Linked DNA regions of Homo sapiens: regions 1 and 3 are each linked to region 2. The links are chromatin loops, found by intact Hi-C in ENCODE. Cell type or tissue: endothelial cell of umbilical vein. All regions are shown on one strand.

Evidence for each region. Hi-C counts contacts between places; a loop is a spot of excess contacts. Peaks named below come from ENCODE experiments on the same cell type or tissue, not always from the same donor. Only the 100,000 strongest peaks of a DNase experiment are listed, where the experiment ranks them.
Region 1: a loop joins it to region 2, with 26 times the contacts of the local background. A loop is called at or near these places in 2 of 110 quality-filtered maps.
Region 3: a loop joins it to region 2, with 18 times the contacts of the local background. A loop is called at or near these places in 8 of 110 quality-filtered maps.

What each region holds. Positions count from the first base shown.
Region 1 is chr14:54,649,345-54,657,344 of GRCh38, reverse strand. All of the region lies in intron 2 of SAMD4A (sterile alpha motif domain containing 4A), which reads right to left. It overlaps LOC112268133 (a long non-coding RNA gene), which reads right to left. Exons shown (of 2, transcript XR_002957606.2): 2 at 1-8,000. Among named protein-coding and RNA genes, the nearest start is that of SAMD4A-AS1, 35 kb to the left of the region's middle. RefSeq lists enhancers at 3,649-4,385, 5,965-6,571, 6,572-7,179. In endothelial cell of umbilical vein, no CTCF peak of the experiment used is centred here; DNase peaks (open chromatin) are centred at 3,134, 4,954 and 6,804; H3K4me3 peaks cover 1,131 bases; H3K27ac peaks cover 6,256 bases.
Region 2 is chr14:54,363,286-54,371,285 of GRCh38, reverse strand. No RefSeq gene overlaps it. Among named protein-coding and RNA genes, the nearest start is that of CDKN3, 30 kb to the left of the region's middle. RefSeq lists an enhancer at 766-1,267. In endothelial cell of umbilical vein, a CTCF peak has its summit at 4,358 (motif pointing left); DNase peaks (open chromatin) are centred at 4,335 and 6,155; H3K27ac peaks cover 1,932 bases.
Region 3 is chr14:54,802,294-54,810,293 of GRCh38, reverse strand. No RefSeq gene overlaps it. Among named protein-coding and RNA genes, the nearest start is that of MIR4308, 72 kb to the left of the region's middle. RefSeq lists a silencer at 649-943 and enhancers at 1,479-1,979, 4,773-5,574. In endothelial cell of umbilical vein, a CTCF peak has its summit at 4,309 (motif pointing right); a DNase peak (open chromatin) is centred at 4,303; H3K27me3 peaks cover 175 bases.

The DNA.
Region 1 (8,000 bases), 290 kb before region 2:
TTAAGAAAAAATTCTTCGATGTAGGAATTGACAGTGTTACTTACAGAAGGAAAGTTTCAGCTGATTATCATTTTAAATTTCTCATTATGTCACAGATAGGTGGTAGATGGATTAATTTGCTTCAGTGGCCAAGGTACCTGGAATATTTTACAGTAGAATATTTTAATGGCCAATATTAACTGTAATTTATCACTGTGAGTTTAGTGAGGAAATTGAAAAATGATCATATTACAGGTGTTAGACATATCTACAGATAAGATGGAATGCATGCCTTCTACAAAAGGCATCCTGAATACCAGTCAATTTGCTATTGGCTTCCACTGTAAAATAGTTGTTTAGTTTCTCCGGCGGGGTGGGAGAGGAGAAATTAAAAAAAAAAAATCATGTCAGTGGTTTCTTTGCCCTATTGGTTTGGCAAAATATGAGAAATCACATAAAAAGCTTGTTTCATGGCTCACGCCTGTAATCCCAGCACTTTGAGAGGCCAAAGCGGGTGGATCACAAGGTCAGGAGATCGAGACCATCCTGTCTCCACTAAAAATACAAAAAATTAGCTGGGCATGGTGGCGGGCACCTGTAGTCCCAGCTACTTGGGAGGCTGAGGCAGGAGAATGGCGTAAACCCAGGAGATGGAGCTTGCAGTGAGCCGAGATCGCGCCACTGCCCTCCAGCCTGGGCAACACAGTGAGACTCCATCTCAAAAAACATACAATCAAACAAACAAAAAAACTAGTTTCAGAATCAGCTTTACTATTATTTGTGCAGCTTATTATTTTAAAGAACAACTGTGTAAGTATCTCGGCATCTTTCAGTATCTGGCAGACAGGTTGGTACTTGGTATATCAAGAGCCATGGGGCTTCTCTTGCCACTACTAAATAAGTCAAAGTTCAAACTCAAGGGGTAAAGGCCAAAAAAGGTGGTGACCTAGAAAGAGAAGCTGACATGGGTCCACATACCATGACCAGAAGCCTCTCCAAAGATGTGACATGGAGAGAGAAGCCTTTGATGGTTTCAGATCAAAGCGTCTCTCCATATGTCAACAAGGAATAGTCAACTCTAAATGTAATCATTAAAGAACAATCTAGACAGAGTGACACAGTTGGAAAATCCACTGAAACAATGAAGAATAACAAATGGAAACCATAGGTTAGTGGAGAGTGAATTCTACAGTAAGGAAAGTTAAAGGGTAAGACTCTAACCAATTCTGCCTGTCTGATTTGTGTTCGTTTTTCCACGTCCACCACAAAACTAGCTTCCTTGGTAATATTAGTAATAATATTAAGTATTATTTAACATTACATGTTAATATTTAATATTTATTGCCATTTATTATATGCCAAACACTATTTTAAGCACTTTCCATGTATTAACTCCTTTCCTCACCAAAACAAACCTATGTTTGTTCCTCACCAAAACTTAAGTTGTTCCTCACCAAAACAAACCTATGAGGCAAATATTATTATCCCCATTTACAGATGATAAAATGGTGGTGAAATAAGTTGCCCAATACCACAAAAGTAGTAAGAAGCAAGGCTTGAATTTGTACACAAGCATTCTGACTCCCGATCTATATTCTTTTTGTTTGTTTGTTTGTTTTTGTTTTTTGAGACTGAATTTCGCTCTTATTGCCCAGGCTGGAGTGCAATGGCATGATCTTGGCTCATCACAACCTCCACCTCCCAGATTCAAGGGATTCTCCTGCCTCAGCCTCCCGAGTAGCTGAGATTACAGGTATGCGCCACCATGCCCGGCTAATTTTTTTTTTTGTATTTTTAGTAGAGACGGGGTTTTTCCATGTTGGTCGGGCTGGTCTCGAACTCCCGACCTCAGGTGATCCGCCTGCCTCAGCCTCCCAAAGTGCTGGGATTACAGGCGTGAGCCACTGCGCCCGGCTCCTGGATCTATATTCTTAACCACTATGTTTTAATGTCTCTCAACAAAGAGAAAACAATGTCAATGAAGTAGAATGGGCTCTTCCTTAACTTGACTGGAATAAACTCAGTCAACCAACTGCCATTGCACTGATTCTGTGTTCCTCAAGGAAAGTGTGTGCCGTAATTGCCACCCTAGCATCCACTCCCTACCTCCAGCTGTGGGAAGGACATATGACTGGGAGGCAGACTGATCCATCAATGTGGTCTCTGAAAAAGCCTATCTTTCATCCGCAAAATAATGAGCTGATATTTTTGTTTATGGGGTAGCCTCCTGTGAGCTTGGACGTGTAAGTATTTCCAGGTCATCCATAAAATACATGATAAAAATCCAGCTTCAGATCTGCAAAGCTGAGGCTAAGATCCTAGTCTCCGATGAAAAAAGCCAAGGAAGAGCGGTGTCCCTTGAAATCCAACCTGAAATGGTCATCCAGCCTAATTTATGTCTCTGCTATATGGACTATCTAAGAGAATAAAAATCAACTCAATTTCCTGAGCACTGATGACATATGAGCCAGGCACTGATGTGCTGTCATTACGCCATCTTCCTCATGCACACTGCTCCTGGAAACAGGGGCAGGGATGCACCAACCATGGAGTGAAGGCTGGTGGTTCCCAAGTATCACAGACCAACACTGCTTCTGTGATAGAATTTTTGCTGACCTGTGGCTAAATAGGAAATATCTGGATAACACAGTACAAGTTTTTCCTGAAGCTACGTGTGTACAGAATAGAGGACTAGCCTTCATTCTGAGATTTTATTCTTCCTACTTCTGATTCTGAAGTGCCTGTTCTTTCATGAAAGGACTGTAACATTACATGACAATCTCAACATTGCTGTTTTTAATATCCTTACTTCTCAAGATCAAAGCTAAACACTATGTTAAACCTCCTCAATTAAAAACAATTTTTTTTAAATGGTTAGATCACAAAATCCTAGTGTGGGGTCACCGGCCCAGGGGGTTGCTATCCTAGGTTTTTCCTGACCTCAACCAGGGAGGGAGTTTCGCAAACAAAAAGACAATCCTAGCAGCCTGAATGTACCCTGTGCTGCTGCTGTCTTTCTTGCTAAGCTCCCATCTGACCTCCCGTGACTCCCTCAGTCCCCAGTGGCTACTACCAGTAGGAATTCCCTGTCCTTCCTGGCCAAGCTGACATGCTGGGCAGAGTTCAGGACACAGCTTTAAATGTGGTTTCCTGATTAAAAGGGAGACTCCAGTTAGACAGGAAAGAGCTCAAGCTTGGGTATTATATGTCATAGTCATCTACCGGTTCTGAGGAATGAATACGTCAACTGAAACGACTTGGAGCAAAACATAATTCCTGAGAAAATCCCTGAGAACCCAGCCGGAGACTCCTACCATTGTACTCCATCGTTTGTGTCTTCTTTTGGCAATAAAGTGACACACTGAAGACTCAGTTGCTCTAAAATACTTTCATACCGAATGGTATTTGCAAGGGCAAATGGTGGTTGGAAGAAATGAACACCAGGAAGCACCAGATGCAACATCTGTAAGATTCCCCGGCTAAGACAGAGGGCAGTAAGAGGAGAACCACATAGTGGGAAGGGGAAGATGGGGTGGCTGACTTGGTCCTGCCACTCCATTGCCTCAGAATCTTAGGGGAAGTCATTCTCAGGTCTTCTGCTTCCTCGCCTACAAAATAAAATGGCTGGTCATGCAAAAATCCTAAAATTCTGATCCAATTATTGCCTCAAGAGAAGCACAGCCTATTTTCATGTGTCAAGAAGGACAGTGAAAAACAATATTGAGAGGCTAGGCACGGTGGCTCATGTGTGTAGTCCCAGCACTTTGGGAGGTCAAGGTGGGTGGATCACTTGAGGTCAGGAGTTCAAGACCAGCCTGGCCAACATCGTGAAATCCTGTCTCTACTAAAAATACAAAAATTATCTGGGCGTCAGGGCGCACACCTGTAATCCCAGCTACTCAGGAGGCTGAGGCAGAAGAATTGCTTGAACCCGGGAGATGGAGGTTGCAGTGAGCAGAGATCATCACGCCACTGCACTCCACCCTGGGTGACAGGGCGAGACTCTGCCTCAAATAATAATAATAATAATAATAATAATAATAATAATAATAATAATAATAATATTAAGAGGAAGTCTTGAGGGCAAAGTTGAAAGTTCCTCAGGGGCCTCAAGGCCCTGCCTAGACATGAGTGAAAAACAGCTGAGCCCTGGAAACACCTCCGGGGTGTTCTTTGCAGGGTGAGCTTCCAACCAGAGTGCAGAAATACATGGCTGACAGCAAGGAAGAGAAGGTAAGAGGGAAAGAAGGAAACAGGAGAGAAAGAAATGTAGAAAAAGCAAAGGCCAGAAATAAGTGGGATCTTACAAGCAGCAGGGAGCACCCGAGAGGGCATGAATGAAGACAGGGCTACGTGAGGTTCATAGTGGACGGCTGGAGAGGCGGGGAGGAAAGAGAAGGCTCACAGAGGGAACTAGCAGACGAACAGAGAAAGAGCAAAAATGGAAGAAGAGAATCAGGATTCTCATTTCGAATAGAAATAGGATTACTTAACTCTCCCAATATCCATTCACCAAAACAGTTACCAAATGCGAGGTCTCGTGGCATCTTGCCAGCTGTGTCTCCATGAAGAGTCCGAGATTAAGTAGAGAAAACCCACACTCTTAAAGGGAACAATATAGTACCATTTTCTGCTGTGTGAACACAGATGCAGCCCATCTGTACGCAGATACGAAAGGAAAAAACTGCACAAAGGGTCTGTAACCTTTAAAAAAAAAAAGATTCTGGGTGAGGCTATCCAGAAATAGAACATTTTGATTACAAAATAAAAACTAGGTCAATAAGATAATGGACGTGATTTAAATGAAAATCACAGTATTTGTAATGGGCTAAAAATGGTATCAATGTTACTGCAGAGAAGGAATATAATTAAATGTATTTTTAAACAGCAGCTCCCCGCCCCAGTCCTACAAGTCCCAGGCCAGCCACCAGTATTCCTCCACCTCATCGGAGAGGAATGTGCTGGCATGCCGCAAGTTGGTCTGAAGAATGTGGAGTTTCCGTACTACTTCAGAAGATCCCAAATGACACTGGTTAGCTACATTCTTTCGCTTTTAGATCACTGTTATTCATTTATAAAGCAAAGGAATGGAAAGGCTAGGGATTTGACCATATAAATCTCTTTTGCCATTTTTACTATATGGCCAGGAAACACACAAATGCAGATATAACTGCCATGATTCCCAGGCTACTGAAACAAGATTTTGGGAGAATTCTAGATGGTTATGTGAGGTGGATGTAGATAGATCCTAAAAGGCTTAAGCATGGGCTAGGAATTAAGATAAAGGGCAGAAGTGCAAAGTTCTGGTGTGCTTTCTACAACTTGTGGTCTGATCTTCTGGAGAAACACTAACTCTTGAGTATAATTCATCTTCTAAACCCTCCCTTGGAAAAGAGGGGCAAAGAGGAGCAAGATAAATTAAACCTAAAGGATACGGTCCTGGATGGTTTACAATTACCAAAGTAGGTACAAGAAACTTGCCACAGCATTTCCTCAGATGTCTATATAAGAGTCATGGCCAAGGAGTCTATGATGAAACAACAATGGCCCTTCCAAATTTGGGATGCCTTCGGGGGCAAATGGAAATCAGTGAGACGTTATCTATGATGAATACATCACTACTTTGGCTCATATATATCATTCCTTTATTAAAGGAAATTGCATCGACATTTATACCCTGAAAATCTCAAATAAAATATGCACATGATTACATATAAATATTAATCATTCAAAAGAGGTTATTCTAAAAATCTCTTGTGGGTAGTGCATATTTACTAGTAAGTTCTTGAAATGAATTAACTCTTTAATATGTTTAAATTCCAACATATGACCCATTAGTTGCAAAGCACTCATTCATCCTTAGAAAGTATAAGTTTACCTCCCATGAAGCAAATCTGTTAAATGACAACAAAACTTGTCAAACAAAAGAGAAGAGACTTATTCACTGTATGAAATCACTAATGTCATGCTGAACTCCCTAAGTGCAATTAAGTGTGTTTGTGTAATATCATTAAGTTAGTGCCCACATCACCTCGTCTTTACTTGGTGCATTACAATAAAAGGTATTTCAATAAACAGCAAGTTGACAGACACCATAACCATGCGTTTCTTCTGAGACTTAAGGAGCACCAAAGCCCTGGAATTCTGAGTCGAGTAAAAGAAGTCACTACAATAGGTCTTGAGGAATTCTAAACCAAGAGAAAGACCAAAGAGCTCAGGATCATCTGAGCTCCTCCTGACACTTTCAGACCGTGCTTATTTACAGTTCCTCACTATCACCAGGGCATCTAAACCATGAAGTGAAAATAGTGAAGAAATGTGTGGCAAGGGTCACTGCAGACCAGGGAACCTCTGCGAATATCCAGAAAGTGAGGTGCTCAGTTTTCTGAAGAAAAGCATTCAGTTGATATATATTTTTAAAACTCTGACCTTTCACGACCTCAGTTTGGAGACCTCGGTAGGGATGAAAGAAAATAACTAAAAGGTCAAGCAAGTAAAGAACGCTGAAAGAATGCTCAGTGCAAGCATACAACGTGGGGCACGCCTCTGTTCCGTGAGTCTGGTGGGAAAAAATAGATTATTTATAGGGAAAGGGAAACAAGATGACAGAATAAGCTCTTGACAAAGAGGAGAAAAGCTTATGTTGGGAAAATCTGGGTGGGAGGGAAAGGCACTGGAGTCATTTGCACTATCACGGGATGGAACTGGTCTAGCAGTGACTTTGGCATATTTTGGCTTCTCAGCAGGGAAGAACCAGTTGGGGGCTGGGGAAACCAGTGTTTTCTGGAGAAAGAGAAACAGCTGCTTAAGCACGAGTGTCTGAAGGAAGTCCTGTTCCCTACTGCCAACCCACGAGGCATGACCACAGTCCAGTCGCAGGAGCTGCTATAACAAGATGACAAGGAGGCAAGACTGATTCACTACTGATTAATGCCTGTTGATCTTCAACAATGGGCCATTCCAACAAATGCAAGAAAGGAAAAATCACTAGCCAATAACATGGGGATCCTATCCTATAAACAGAAAGGAATCCCATGGAAAGAATTCTAATTTTATCTATTTAAGCAACTATTGGTTACTCATGCAGGTTCAGAAACAGAGGGGACTATGAGTCAATAAATGATGTAAAGGTTTATCAACAATATGTAAATCCTCTATCTCAAGTCTTTTATCAGAATTGCCAACAAGTTGTGAGTCTGATCAATTTAATTTCTTTTCATTCACTTTCTTTCTGTTGACTTTGGCAGGTAAGGATCAGTGAATTAGAGGAGGTAAGTGGAATTCAAGAAAATACGCTCTGGAATATGTATTCCCTTACGGTTCTTCAAAAGCCCTTATCTTGCCCTAGTGGTATATCATAAGTCAGTAACAATAACAGAAAATCTTGTTTTTTTAAAAGTAAACATTCCAATGCCTAAAAGTCTAAGTAGACTAAGAACAAATGCCAAATAAACCCAAGATGTGCCATTTTAATGGGAAAATATGAAATATGACATGTAAATAGAAATCCCACATTTATAAAAGCAGGCAAATGATTGTGTGACAAATACTTACAGGCAAATGAGAAAAATTAGAAAAAGTTCCTCCTTCTAAAATAATCTTTTTACAGCATACAATTCTCTTAAATTCTGACACTTATGCCTGCTTGCAAAAACAATTTCAGTCAACACTTCCCACTGTGTTATTCAACCCCAAGGCATGCAATTTTTATTAAATGGCCCCAAAATACATTCATGCACAAGGAGCAGGCACCAATTGACTTGCGACACGACAAAGTCATCCTATAGCTTGACTTCTACCCAGTTGCTATGTCGTCAGGTACTAAACCTCAAATACTCTGTGGCCCACTCCTTCTCTCCTTCTTGTTCCCAAAGCCTCTAAGTGTGGGATTCTTTCCAGTGATCACCACCCCACACGATGCACATCCCTTCGAAAGATAGCTTTGCAGCTTCAACGACAGTATAAGCAGAATGGCGTGTTTCTCTCCTGGGTCAACTCCTCCATTCCACAACAGGATCTTG
Region 2 (8,000 bases):
CCATCTATACCCCAGGTACTATTCAAGGTGCTGGGAATACTGTAGTGAATAAAATAGACAAGATCGCTGCTTTCGTTTGGGTTCACATGCTCTTGGGAGTGATAGTCAGGTGGTGATATATGTTATGGGAAAAAATTAAAAGAGTGGGGCCTCATGAGAATGTTATTCTAGATAGAAAAGTCAGAGAAGGCATCTCTGCGATGTCATTTGAGAAGCACCCGAATGAAGAGAGGGAGTAAGCCATGTGAATATTTAGGGGAAGAGTTTTCAGTTTCAAGAGTAAGGAGATGCAAAGGCTGGGTGTGTCTGAGGAACAGCAAGGAGGCCAGTGTGGGAGGAGCTGACTGGGGGAGGAGGACGGGGGGGAGGAGGGGAAACAGGACCTTGTGAGGGCTTAAGAAGTTCCTACGTTGAAGGATCCAAGAAGAGGGTCCAGGTAAACGAATTCACACCTCTGTGTGACACAGGGGACAAGTCCTTTCTGGGTGGGCTTCAGGATGTTGGGTACTCCCTCACTCTCTAACTCTCACCTTCTCCCCATTCTCCCAGAGTTAGCTCCCCAGATTTTCTTTTCATTCTTGAGCATTAGGTGTCTGCTCATTTCCTCAGAATCTATTGTCTCCCCTACCCCACTCCCGGTGATGAAGGAAATCCCAGTCCCTTAGAGTGTCGTGCAAATTCTGCCACCTCTGGCGTCAGCAGGATGTGAGCAGAGCCCCAATCTGTTCTAGCTCCTGCTGACTCTGCAGAGAGGGGAGGACCAGCTCTGGTCCCACAGTAGGAAGGAGGTGGGGGGCTAGGGTAAATCAGGGGTGTTTCAGCTTCCATTTGTTCTCTCTGCAGGCAGGGTTTGCCCAGGTTTTCTCTTTAGCCCGTGACAAACACAATTCACCTCTGTGTTGTAGCTGTGTTTTTCTTCCCCCCGTGTAGTCCAGGGGTTGGCAAACGTTGGCTGATGAGACAAAACCCACAGGCCTGTTTTGTCAAGCTTCACACTCCTTTCTGCTGATATTATCTATGGCTGCTTTTGCACTACAACAATAGTGATGAGTAGTTGCAACAGAGACCTTATGGCTGGGAAGCCTGAAGTACTTACTATCTGGCTCTTTACAGAAAAATTTTGCCTACCCCTGGGCTAGTCTCTGAGAGAAGTATGTGTTTCTTCTAATATATTTTTTAAGTCTACTTGCAAAGCAATGATTCTGGCCTTATAATGCTAATGCGCTCTCTTCTGCTCGGCTTGGTCCCTTCATCATGGAGGGTCCCACATAAACAGACAAGGCCTCTGGCTGAGCCATCTGATTGGATGGCATCAGAGTCACCTGGTTTGCCTCTACTCCCCAAGATTCTCTCCTGAGAGGAAGAGGGGAGGGTTAAGTTCAGCCTGCCACACCTGTAGTCTTCAGTTAAATTTTTGGTGTATGACTGACTCATGGCTGTTAACAGAAATGTATGTGTGCAAAACAATGTGGAAGATTTTTCAAACTACCAGAGAGGAAAGTGTTAACACATGTTCATAGACAAGTGAGTCTGTTGAGAAGTGCTCAAGGAGAAATTAAACATCATTCCTATCCATAGTTGCACTTGGATGGGTGTTTTACCACTAGATCCATATTTTAAAAATATTTTAATATTAATGCGAATGGATTTGACATGTGTTAGGTAGAGAAGGCTGGAGTTTCAGAGTTGAATGTAATTTGGAAGGAACATACTTCCTCATTCTTGACATACCAAGTTTAAGATTTCTCACATGATGCTGGGCATGGTGGTGCGCTCCATAGCCCCAGCTACTTGGGAGGCAGAGCCAGGAGGATTGCTAGAATCCAGGAGTTTGAAGTGACAGTGAGCTATGATGGCACCAGGGCCCTCCAGCCTGGGTGAACAGAGTAAGACCATCTCTAAAAAAATACAAGAATTTCTCTTGTATGACCATCAGATGCAGTACATGAGGTCTGCAGTAGACATCTGGTATCCCCATTGCTTCTCCCTTTGGAGAATTGCCCCTCTCTTATTTCATGTGGTCTTGTTGGGCACATGGTTAGGACTCACTCGTAAATGTACCCTATTTCTACCCTATTTGTCTGGTCATAGTTGTGGGTCCAGGGAAGGCATATGACCCAAGCTGCAGCATGTGCTTTAGTGGCTGGTGCTCTCACTTTCTTCTTTACCTTCCCAAGCTTTCTGCTTTACCCCAAGATGATGCTGAGTTCTAATTTGCACTGGATAATTGGCGTAGATTGTAAAATTTATTTAAAATATTCATTAAATTTGAAAAATTCTATTGTATTTTATAATAGGAATAAATTGTGTTTTCATAACAGTATCATTCATCCCACTTACTCTGCTGTGATGTAGCTTGCCACTCCCCATAAAGAGGTGGAGTCCAATACTCTCTTCCTAAACATGGGCTGGCCCTAGTGACTAGTTCACCTAGTAGAATGCAGCACAAAGGACAATTAATAATAGGATCGATAAATTTTCATACCCGCGTAACCAGCACCCAGATCAAGAAATGGAACATTCCCAGCACCCAGAGCCTCCTTTGTGTCCCCATCCACTAGCCCCTTCCCAGGGTAACATCTCTTTTCTCTCCTGATGCCATGGCTTAATTTCGCTTGTTTGCGAATTCTATCTAAATGGAATCTTTTGTGTCTGGCTTCTTTTGCTTGACTTTGTTTGTGAGATTCATTCATGTTATTGTGTGTGGTTGTACTTGTTTGTTCTCATGGCAGTATTCCATTGTATGAATATATCATAAGTTATTCATCCAATCTACTGTTGGGTCATTTCCAGTTTGGGGCTATTATGAAGTGCTGCTATAAACATTCTTTTCTATGTCTTTTGGTAAACATGTTGTATACATTGCTGTTGGGTATATAACAGGAGTGGAAGTGCGTATGTTCATCTTTTAGTCGATACTGCCAAACAGTTTTCCAAAGAGCTTATATGAATTCACATTCCCACTAGCACTGTGTTATAATTCTAGCTCAACATCTTTGCCTGTGTAGTGTCTGTGTTATCACTTTAGCTATTTAGTGAGTGAGCTATTTCAAAGCAGCATTTAATTTCAAATGGTTGAAAGACTAACCAGTTGAATATTAGAATCAGTAGATGACATTCTTTAAGAGATAGCAAAAGCCCATAATTTTTAGGACCTTTTAGAAAATGTTTCTATATTACATGTTAATTAACCATGTGTAAATATTTTGCTGCATTATTTTATAAATGCACATATAATTGCAATGTATATATTTTGGGAGTATGTGCCTACTCTAGACCATACTAATATAAACTGAGTGGCTCCAAATTAAGAAGGTTCTCTAATTTAGACATAACATCAGTGAGTACCTCACACTCTGATGTGAGTACCTCACACTCTGATGAAAGAAATATTACCTGAGTTTTCCAAACATCACAGATTGGGAATGAAATTAAAGTCACAGTTATTATCCTTTACAAAATATTATTTCTCTGGTTCTTCCTCTCTTCACTGTGTGAAACTGCAGTCTCTCTACTCCTCATAATAGTTCAGTGAGTCCTCCAGGATGGCCTCTGTATCCTCTAAGATATAAGAGCAAGGCACCCACCATCTTCTGGCTCTCCTTTGCTGGGGTAAAGTCTCAGATCACTGCCCAAGCCCACCAATGTCCCACTTTACTGCAATGCCAGCTGCACCTTCTCTGTTGCTGCTGATATTGCTGGCACAGGATTTTGCTAATCCTTGCAACTTCAAGGTCCTGCGGAAATTTTAACAAAACAGCTCTTTTTAGTTTCATCTGCTTTTAAGATCCATGGCACCTGGATCAGAGGGCGCTGGGGCTGACCACCACTGGGAGGCACCAAGACTCGTCCCTCCCCTCTGGCCCTGTCTTGATGTCACTGAACTCAATTTGTGTGCTTTGACTTTCTCTTCCCTTAGGGTGAGTTACTTCCCAGGAGTCCTCTGGCCTCTCCTGTAAACAATCCTAGCAAGATTACCTCACCCTCTGCTAGCTGTGCTCAGGCCTGGGTGAGTCCTGAGAGCTTGGTCTCAAGCTGAGGCTGACCGTGTGTCCTCATCGGCATAGGTTAGTCCTGGTTTGTGACTGTCGTACTGGCATAATTATTAACAGCTCTCCCTTTCACTCTTGCAAGCCTCCTGCTTTGAATGGTTAATTATACAGGGTCACCCTCTCTCAAGCCATCTTTAGGAAAATGTTACAGAAGTAAAACAATCAACAACACGTTTTAAAATAGTCAAGAAATACACTATGTAGAGAAGAATTTTGACCTCCGATGGCTGGAGTGAGCATTGCAGTAATCTCCTAGCCTGTGGGTCTTGCCTTGCCTCTCAGCCCCTAGCTGGCAGCTACTTGGCTCCATCTACAGGCTCTGCTCTGCTCTGGCTGAAGACTATTTCTTCCTTTCTCCTGTGGTTGAAAGAGATCACAAGATATCACAAGGGGGGATTGAAGGAGCTGGGGTAGGATGCTCTGAAACCCAGCCAGAGGTTAATCATTGTGGTGGTGGGTCCTCCCCATACCCTCGTGCCCAGTTTTCCTAACCTGGCTTTGGCTGTATTCCTGAGACAGTTTCTATTTCATTTGTTTCCTAGTTCCTAATGGGCCCTAACAGTCTCTTGCTATTTCCTCCAATCCTTGGCCTGCCTTGGACCTGGACTCTGGCTCCTGACCTCAGTGACACAGGATCTGCCATCCACTGCGTCTCTCTTCACATGGCCTGCCTTACCCTGTTGTCTCTCCCCCTTCCCCAAAGTGCAGTTTGCTCTTCTTGGAAGCCACGCTGTAATCTCTCGTACTTGCATGTGGGGTTTCCACCAGGAAGGCAAGGTGCTCTAGCAGAAAGGAAAAGGGCTCTGAACTCAAAAGACCGGATTCAAGTCCTATTTCAGCAATTAGCCACGTGTCCTTGGATAAATCACCGAGATACTTAACCTGAATGATAATTCCCTCATCTGTGGCAGGTAGAATGAAATTGCCACTTGAAAATGGATGAACTGACTTCTGAACTCAGAGGATTTCCTGCTGAGTTTGGTATCAATCAGTTGACTGGGGCTGGGTTAATCTTTGGGGAAGTCAGATTTCTGAACTTGAGGAACTAAGGCTGTATGTCAAGGATGCTGGGATAATCAGCTTGGAACCAACATGATTCCCAACTTAATTTTAGGGGAAAGTTCAGCCAGCTTCGGAAGCTGGGCTATTCACCTACCCAACTGCTCCAAGCCCAGACAGGTCTTGAATCAGACAACTCTCACAGGAGAGTGTAACTGGCATCTTTTCCCCATCTCATCTTGTTGGTTTTGGTAATGAGATGAGATTGGGTAGTTAAATTTGCCAGGAATGGAGAATGGCGTGATACTCTTAAATCTCTATCTTTCAGGAATACTTAGTTCATTTTATCTTATTTTATTATTTATTTTTTGAGACAGGGTCTTGCTCTGTCATCCAGGCTGGAGTGCAGTGGCACAATCATGACTGACTGCAGCTTCAACCTCCCAATCTCAAGCGATCCTCCCACCTCAGTCTTCCGAGTAGGTGGGACACAGGCACGTGCCACTACGCACAGCTAATTTCTTTTTTTTGGTGTTTTTTGTAGAGACAAGGTTTCACCATGTTGCCCAGGCTGGTCTTGAACTTCTGGGCTCAGGCAATCTGCCCGCTTTGGCCTCCTAAAGGCCTGCATTTACAGGCGTGAGCCACTGTGCCCAGCACTTAGTTCTGCTTAAATATAATCTAAAATAAGGAGAAAGAGCCTTATTTTAATCACTTCATACTGAAGTACATTCAGAATGAGTTGAGAACCCATGTCTTATAAGAATCCATATTAATGACCAAAAATATAAAACAGAAATGGCAAGGCCATCCAGTAGTTCTGTTCTTCCTGGAATGGGAGATGGCAGCCGAGAAAAGCAGGATTTCAGTAAACATCTCCCTCTTGTGCAGAAATCCCCAGTCCGGGATTCAAATCTGATTAAGTGAGTCAGGCTTGCATTTATTACCGTATATTACAAACATTTTTCAGCATTCAGGAGTGAGTGGTGTCTCTGTGGATTTGGCCACTTCCTGGCAATTATGCACTTGGCTGCTAGTGCAAACCAGCATGCCAAATGCCTGGAATGACGATCCATGTCTGAGCAGCTTTCAGTCTGGGAAGGATGTTGTCCAAACATCACGTTCCTTCCCGAGGTGGCCAAATCCTGGTTACAGTTCTGTCCTTTAAATCTATGTATCCTGAAACTTGGCCAGAAAGGATATGGCCACATCCCTTTGCCCCTTTCAGCTTCCGCAGCAAACACCTGGGGGAACTTGCATTGATTTTGCAGTGTCTGGCGGCTGCTTAGTCCAGAAGTAGTTTTGTGCTTAGTGCCTTAATCAGAAAATCACATTCTGAACATAATCTGTCAGGTGGATTATTAGAAAACACTAATTCTTTCAGAGACTAAGTCTGGAAGCCTGGTGAAATTCCAACTGAGTGATGGCATTGTTTTTCTGAAATGCCCTTCCAGCTTTATTTGCATGAGTATTAGCCAACCTGTCCAAACTGTAGCTGATTCACACTTGTTTGCGCTTCAGAAAACAGCCCTGGATTAGAAAGAGAGTCTATCTCTTGGCATGCCCTGTACAGCAGTGGGTCCTGGTAAAACCAAACAGTTTTAATGAAATTTAGCAAGGACTGTCTTGGTATACAATTGGCTCTCTGTCTCCACTGGTTTTGCATCCACAGAGTCAACCAGCCATGGATTGAAAATATAGTATTCACGGGATACAGAACCCACATATATGGGGGGCCAACTTTTCCTATCATTGGGTTCTACAGGGCCGGCTATGGGACTTGAGCACTTTAGTATCTGCTGGGGGGTGAGGGTGGCAGAGGTGGGGATAGGGTATCTTGGAACCAATCCCTTTGAGATACCAAGGGATGACTGTATATGGAGAGGACTAAAATGTATGCTCAATGAGGTGGGAATTTGGTCTGTTTACCATCTGTTGAATGAATAAGTGAACGAGCTTGTGAGGCTGAGGCAGAAGGATGGCTTGAGCACAGGAGTTCAAGACCAGCCCAGGCAACACAGCAAGACCCCTGTCTTAAAAAATAGTGATGAAAAATAAATAAGCAAATGGATAATTATAAACTTACCCTCTTCTTAATTACATAGTATATATCATCTTGTCCATTTCTTATTTCCTTTTAAGTTTGTCACTTTCTTTTTATTCAATTTAGATAGAAGGCAGTTAAAAGCCTTTCTCTATGAAATAGGCAAATGGAAAGTGAAAACGCCTTGACTAGAGTCCTGTGCCCACTTGTCTTTTTGCTTATCCCCCACTTCCTCCCATGAGCTTTGCCATTGTCTTCAAGAAGTAGCCCCACTCCCCTGCTTTCTCAGCTGGTGATCTGGCCTTCTATCTGCCCCTAACAACACTCATGTGTTTTTTCCTCTAGTCCAAATGAGGCATCTCTTCTATAATGAAAACCCCTTCTCTTCTGTGGAACCTTGCAGCATTGGTTACTCCTCTCTCCTCTGCCTTTTCTTCAGTATTGGCTTTTCAGAGTCCATAGAAGAGCTCAAGTCTCTCCAATATTAAAACAAAAACAAACACAAAAGCACAAAAACAAAACAAAACAACTGCCACACCCCCAAACCAAAAAAAATCCACCTAGTCCCATATCACTTTTACCTTCACAGCCCAGTTTTTCAGTTGAAAGATCTATATTCAGAGACTCTATTTTCTTACTTCTTTTTTATCCTCTGTAAAATTAAATAAGAAAAAGGTTTTTTTTTTCCAGAAGGTAAATATAAAATTAGAAAATCAGAACTATGTTTCTCCTTTAAGAATAGAAACAATTTTTTTCCCTTGCTAGCTAGATTTCTTAGGGTAAGAATATAAATCCCAAATCAGATTGCATTTTGTTTTGACAACAAAGGAGAAAAGCACAAGAACAATCTTATCATTATAAGACTTGTTTATAATCTAAGAAGCACTGGATGCAATTCCATGTGA
Region 3 (8,000 bases), 440 kb before region 2:
AACTCCTGGCCTCAAGGGATTTGTCTACCTTGGCCTCCCAATGTCCTGGGATTACAGGCACGAGCCACCTTGCCTAGCCTGTTTTGATTTTTTGTTTGTTTGTTTTAGAAGCAGAAACCTTAAAAAATAAAGGCCATACCTAGACCCCTCATGAGTAAAGTGCATAAGGAGATAGATGCTTTGGCTGAAGGGTTGTAGGAGGCGTGTGGCACCTGAGGCCCTGGGCCACCTCTTCCAGCTCTGGGGCCCCAGGAACACATACATGTAGAACACCCACTCTAGGTGACAAGCATGAGTCAGATTTGACTTTCACTTAAGTTCTGGGCCGCAGCACCTGCCAGCCATGCTGAGAACCTCGCTGGGGCCTCCAAACTGACGAGCCTTGGAGGCGGCCCGGACACAGCAGCATGGGCTATGGGGTGATATTTCTCGCTGGATAGAATAGGTTTTTCAGGATATCAATACTACCTTTCCACCACCGTGGCATGTCAGTCAAACTTCCTCCATCTCCAAGACAAATATCAGAAACTGCGTGACTCCAGATACCAGGAACAAAGAAACAAATTGGGAACATCATGCACAAAAAAAAGATTTTAATAAAGATTCAGCCAGCTCCGTGCATAGATCCTGCCATGCTGCTTATTGTGATCTTGACAGTGATGCCGGGCGAGAATGAATAGACCGTGAGGCCGTTCATATTCCTGGCACTGACGAGCCCACTGCAGCCTAAATGATGGCTGACTATAGACAGGGACCATTTACAGGGGCTGCTCCGGGGGACCTCTGGCCTCAGCCTCTTGGCCTCTGTGGGCTCTGGGACCCTGAAGCTGAGGTTTCTCACCGGCCAGCAGGGAGCCTGAGAAAAGCAGATTCCTGGGCCCTCAACCTTCATTTGCACTCCTGGGCCAGGACCCTGAAGAGCTGCGTTTTTACCATGCTCTCTGTGTTTCTTTCTCCTCTTCATTCTGCTTTTTATTATAGAAAACTTTAAACATACACAAAAGTAGACAGGATAGTATAATGAACCCTATGCACCCACAGCCCGGCTTCAACAGTTACCCATAGATGGCCAATCTTGTTGCATCTCTACTCCTACTCACTGTCCCTAGTATGATTTTGAATCAAATCCCAGACATTAAATTATTTCATCTGTAGACAGGTCCCCCTGTCTAAAACATAAGGGGATCTTTTTAAAGACATAACCACAATATTATTATCCCACCTAAAAATGAGCACTAATTTCTTTCTGGTGCATAGTTGAGCGTGAGGACCATGGTCCTAAGCTCTCTCAGCCAATGGGGAGGTCACTTCCTCCTGTAGTGGGAGCCGCGCCTGCGTGCCTGACACGTGTTGCAAGAGGGTGTGCATTTTGAAAGGAATCCGGCAGGAGCTCTACTTCTGGAAATCCAAGTTCATAAGAGAAAAACAGCACCAAGTTGGGCTGACCACCTGTATTGCAAAGGGGGGCCTTGGGTCCTAGGCAGGACCATTATCTAGAATCTTGCTGTCCACACCTTCTATTTATTTTTAAAGCCAACTTTGCATTTTAACCTAAGGGGTGCAGGGAAGCCACAGTCGAGTTCCCTATGGAGTAGTTCTTGGGGGCTTACCAGTATGATGTCACTCTGGGCAGACTTTGAATATCCAGTCAGACCCCCTGGGTTTGATGTGTGGCTCTGCAGTTTATGCACTGTGCATTAGGAAGCTGACACTTGCTGTAATCGGCTGGCAGGGGAGTATTTTGAGATAATGACAGTAGATGACATGCTGATAAACAGGCTGGATGCTGGGAGTGTGTGGTGACACAGGTCACCCATCATCCCCTGTGTGCCCACTGCCTACCCAGGGGCCCATCCAGATGGTTTTTCAGGCCCTACTTTCATCCCAAGAGCTGGATTCATGGTTTTTTGCAGGTGCCAAACAGGAACCAGCTGGGCTTCCCAGCACTCAGAGCCCCCAAGGCTGGTGGGCAGAGCAGGCCCTGCTGGAGCTCTTGCTCCAGCTGCCTGCCTTGGAGAATCCTCTGCAGTGTGCAGCGAGGCGCTCCTGGGCTGATTGTCTTCCAGCCCTTGCTCCTGAGGGCACCATTTCCCACACATCCCAGGCCCCTCGGAATTGAGATGGCTGTGTCCTTGGCTGACCAGGTGTCCCTTGATTCCGGGGAGGAGCAGGGACATAGGAAAAGGAGCTTTGCTGGTGGAGGAGGCTGCGCAGGGAGCAGTGGGATGCCAAGCTCTCCTATTGCTGTCCATCCTCAGGGCTGAAGGGTGCTCAGTAAGAAGCAGCCAGGAAGGTGGGCTCATCGGGGCTGCACCCAGTGCAGTGGGGCCAAAGTCTTAAAGGCTCCTCCATAATGGGACCTCTTCCTCTAGTGGAGGCCAGAGCGTGTGCAGATTGCTGGACAGTGGACAAAGGATGGGTTGTATCTTTGAAGGCCTAGGAGTCAAAGCTACTATGCCTCCTTTAGCTGCTGGGGGTTGGGGGGCTGAGGAGTGTTCCACAAGGGCCCAGTCTGTCCGGGAGCTGCTGCCTACTGGCTGGATGGACACAGCTTGGCTCACTCATGCCCAGAGAGAGAGAGAGAAAGAGTTAAGCTGCTGACCCTAAAGGCAAGGGAGAGCTGGCCGTGCAGCTGTGCGTGGGAGCCAGACTAAGCAGCCGAGACAGGGCAGACAGTGTAAGAAAGCTGTTGATGAGAGCGGCTGCTGAGTAAAATCATATTTTACCTGCCTACGGCCCCCTGAGCATTCTTTCTGCTCATCCACCCACTCCCTTTGGACCTCAACATGACATTTGTCATAGTCATGAAACTGACAGGGGAAGACAGCCTTAGCTTCAGAGTTAGGAGGTCCTGGGTTCTACTCCCTGCAATGGGGGGTCAGTTGGTACAACCATAATAGGGGGAAGTTTGATGGCATCTTTTACAATCACAAACACACCTGTGTATCCTTTGACCTAGCAATTTCACCTGTGCAAAAGGGCAGGTGGACAAGGAGGTTCATTGCAGTATATTTGTAACCACAGAAGACTGGCAACATCTCAATGCCCATCTGTAGTGGGCAAGTTTAATAACCTGTGGTTATTTCATACAATACCTCTTAAAAAGAATGAGGCATTTCCATGCATTCATTGCTACAAAACGATTGTCAGTGATATTAGAGTGCAGTTCTACTTCTGGAAATCCATGCTCATAAGAGAAAAACAGCACTAAGTTGGCCTGACCACTTGTGGTGCAAAAGGGGGCTTGGGTCCTAAGTAGGGCCATTATCTAGAATCTTGTCGTCCAGGCCTTTTTATGTATGTATGTATGTATGTATTTTGTGACGGAGTCTCCCTCTGTTGCCTAGGCTGGAGTGCAGTGTTGTAATATCGGCTCACTGCAATATCCACCTCCCAGGTTCAAGTGATTCTCCTGCCTCAGCCTCCCAAGTAGCTGAGATTACAAGTGCCCGCCACCACGCCCAGCTGATTTTTGTATTCTCAGTAGAGATGTAGTTTCACCATGTTGGCCAGGCTGATCTTGAACTCCTGACCTCAAGTGATCCACCCCTCCTCGGCCTCCTAAAGTGCTGAGATTACAAGGCATGAGCCACCGCCCAGGCCATATTTATTTTTAAAATCAACTTTGCGTTTTAACCTAAGGGGCGCAGGGAAGGTGCGGGGATGCAAGGCTGGGAACAGTGTATGGTATGCAGCCTCTGTGCGTTAAAAAAAAAACTCCCTTTATACCCATGGGATATTGTTGAACAAGTTCACGAGAAACTAAAAACGAAGGTTGCAAACAGTGTGGCAACTTGGCAGAACAGTGGTTGGAGGGAGATGTTTTCATTATAGAATCCTTCAGAAAATTTGAGTTTTGTGTCATTTGTATGTGTTTAAAATAAACTAAATTTAAATAAAATCTCTGGCATCAAATGGGCTGTGCGACTTTGGGCAAGTCACCTAGTTGCTGGAGCCTCATCTATAAAACCAGATAAGATGAAGGCACAGTGTTGCTGTAAAGGTGACAGCTAGTGGATACTAAGTGCCTTGCGCAGGACGTGGACTTAGCGGGGATTCAGCAGTCGGAGCTCCATGAGCGCGACTTACTAACGTCATGATACCAGGGCGGGAGAACAATCCCAGGCTAGAAGACACAGTGATTTGAGAGACTATGAGCACCTCGAGGGCCAGGATGGCATCCTTCTCATCCTGGTTCCTTCCACCGCATGTGACCCGGGGCATAGGGACTTATGTTGATTTGAATAGGGCTGTTCTGGTGCCGCCTCCCCAGAACAAGCGCTGAGTGGGAAGACACTGACCACCAGAGGGCGCCAGCTGCGCATGGCTTCCCCTTTCCCTTCTGGAACCTCCTGGGCTGCCAAAATGTGTCAGATTCGCCGGGGAAAAATGTTTAAGGTGACTCTTTCCCTCCTTGCTAAGGCCACTAAATACATTGCTTAATTGGTTCCTCTTAGGGCTAGAGGGATTTGTAGTCACCAAAAGTGCTGCACAACTGGCATAACCACCCTGGGGATGAGTGTGTGGTGTGCACGTGTACATATCAGGGTGTGTGGTGTGGCTAGAGGACATCTTCTCTCAGCAGCCCCTGTGTTGCTCATGGCTCCCGAGTCTTGGATCCAGCCTTCATACTGGGTGCTACAGCAAGGGCTGTGGGTCCCAAGGGGAATGGAGAACAGTCTGTCTACAGGATACCTGATTTTGTGGGTGCTTCCAGGCTGGGGAGAGTGCTGGGAATGGCCTGAGTGAAGACTTTGTAGCTAATAACTCCTGTCATCGGCTGACGAGGTAGGGAATGGACAGTGCTTGAGGATTGTAATCACCATGACAATACTCGCGGCTAACACTCAAGAGCACAGCCTATGTATCAGGCTCTGTTCCAGGTGCTGTGCATACATCAACTCACTTAACCCTCCACAACGCGCCACTGGGTAGCACCCCTATTGCACAGATGGAGAAATGGAGGCACGGAGAGGCAAAGTAATGCACCCAAGGACACATAGCTGAGCTGGTAAGTGGCAGAGCTGGGAAGTGAGTGGAGGAAAGGCAGGCTTGGGCTTCAGAGCCCCAGGGATTTGAAGCCGGAGCATTCAGGCTTGCAACACATTTTCAAGATACCCAGATGGGAGAGCTGCCTGTTTTAAACGTGAAGGAAGACAGATTTCAAAACGAGCCCTTGCTTCCAGTTTTGAGGTTCTTCCCCAGCCTCCTGGGCAAGGAATGCTCCGTTCAGTATAAATATTAAAAACGAAGGCTGCAGGAGTGGCAAAGCAGGATGTGGGGGAGGGTCTTTTCTGTTGAGGAGCCAGGGCCCAACACCTTTCCATACAGGTGCAGTGAGACCGCGGAGGCAGGGCCAGGAGAGGGGCGTCCTCAGCCCATTCGGCTACGCTGGCAGCAGGGAGGGTGGAGCAGAAGCTGCCTCACTCCTGGCACATCGCGGGCGGGAGGCCGCTGCAGGCACTTCTGCTACTCTATCATCTATTTCTTTTTATTTTTTTGAGTCAGTCCCTCAGACAGTCCGGTTTGTTAGCTTCCTGCGGGCTCTCCACTGAACCCAGCCTTTGAATGGGAGACTGAGTCAGAGCAGCCTCAAACATCCCCTGAAGGCGAGAGCCGCTGTGCGTGAAAGCACCTTTCAGAGCATTACATTTCCCTGCTTCTGAGTCTTTGAACCAGGAGTGATCCACAGGTTGCAGCCCAGCTGGAGGTGGATGATGAAAGAAATTGGCCCGCTCAGAGTCGGGTGGGAGCTAACAGAGAAGGAGAGTTTGATGAATGCGCGGCTGGGCCTGGCCCTGGGACCCTAGTGATCCTGCAGCACACTGGGAGCGTAACAGGAGGTCACCCAGCCACCCAGGACATGACCTCGTCTGATGACGCCACTTTAAGCTCCTCCAGACTTTGAGGTCCTGAAGAGAAGCAGCAAACCCAGGTAAAGTGACCAGGGTTTGTCTTTGTAACAGGCTCACATTCCTCAAAAGTGGGGAGGGACATTGGCCGGATGGGGACCCCAAGACCTTAGCCGTCTTGAACATTCGTTTGTGCTCTGCTGGGAGGCAGCATGCGGTGACCGGGTGGGAGATATTAGTGCTGTGGTCCAGCCCTGTCTGTGAGTCCTTCATGGCAGGGTAGGATTGTGCTTCCCAGCTCCACTGAAGTTAGATGTGGCCATGTGACTGGCTTCGGCTGACGAAGTGTGAGCGGAAGTGACACATTTCACTTCTAGTGGAAGGCATGTCCTTTTTTTCCCTCTGCTGTGGCAAATATCAGTACTCCAGTAGGTGGCAACTGTGCCAGAAGCTGGATTCCAGAGGAAGCCATATAGAGCAGATGTCCCTGATGACCTGTGATGGACATGCAGGCCAGTCTTTGTGGTTTTAAGGCATTGAGGTTTTGGGGAGTATCTGTTAATGGAGTGTAACCTAATCTGCATTAACAGACAACCCGAAACTATACTGGCAGATACCTGGATAATCAGGCTGATGAATTCTGGTTAATAGATCACTCAGCTGTTAATGCTATGCAACTGTATGGTAGATGCACCTGTGCACGGCAGACACACCTGACAGCGATAACTTAAGCATTTTCTGAGAATCACCCTGTATGGCAGACGCACCTGAATGTGTGTTTAGAGTTCCAGCGTGGCCAACCTGGGGACTCATTCCTTATCTGTGAGGCATATCTGAGCCCCCATCCTGCCCTGTCCCATAAAATGTGGGTCATACAGAGTATTGAGGCCCTTTGTTTTGGGTTAAACGAAGGTTGCCAGGTGATGGTTGCTAGGGGGAGGGTGTTAAGTGAGAACGCTGTATAAACTGCATGCTCTTATAAGTGGTGGTTCTCCTGTCCAGTCCCCACCACTGGGCTGCTCCGTAAGTTCCCCTCAATAAGCCCCGTGTCTCGTTTGCTGGCTCTGGGTCTCTTCTTTAGCCTCTCGAGCCTGGTGCCATCCCGATTGGAGGTGATAGGTGTCTGGCATGACAGTATCCCAGGGAACAATTCATCAACCTAATTAAAGTACACATAGCTTACAAAATTGAGTCTTTGCGGTAGGCATTGCAAGCACCATTGAAGCCAATGGGGAAGAAATTTGAGAAGTGACTGGGAGTGTGCTGAAACCCCACTGCTAATGCTGCCTGGCTTAGATGATTCCCATAGGTAGGGCACCCAAGGAACAGGGTGGATCAGGTGCTTGCTCTTAGTTCTGTAATGAGTCCGTGGAAGCAGCTGCCTTTTACCCTCATCTACCAAGGCTGCAGATGCACTTAACCTCATAGACCAGTAAGCTAGGAGAAGCAGTTTCATTTGATGTGCAGTTTTCCCATTTGGCTGCCCATTAGAATCACCTGGGAGCTTAATAACCTCACGCCCAGGCCATGCCCTAGAACAACTAAGTCAGAGTCTCTCAGGATGGACTCCAGGCATCAGTAGTTGGTAAAGCTCCCCAGGTGACTCCCATATGGAGTCAGATTGAGAACCACAGCCATGTCGGCTCTTCTCTTTCAATTAGGGGCTATATTTAAACAAATAGGATGGTCATTTTGCAGAATTCTGCTGCCTACCAGTAACCTCGTGTCTCAGGCTGCAACAGATGTTGGAAAGGGAAGGCCTGGAGGTTCATCACAGTCTCCTTACTGTGTGTGCTCATATGGGGTCTCCAGAGCCTAAGACAACCAGCCATTGCCATCTCCTAGCAATATTTAGGGTAGACAGACCTGGATTTGAGTCTTATCGTGGAGCCTCATTCCATAACAATTCTGTGATGTTGGACAAGTTGCTTAACATCTCTGAGTCTCAGTTTTTCCATCTGCAAAGTGGGGGATAATCTAACAACAAATGTATCAGCTTAGCAAAACAGTATTTTGTCTGGATGAGGAGGTGGGTTATGTAACATAACAAATTTCATGTCCCTACCCCTAGCCCAATTCTTCCCCAGCACCTCAGCTGGCCAAGCAAGACGCTTTGGGAGGCATCCTGGACTCATTAGTTTCTCCTCT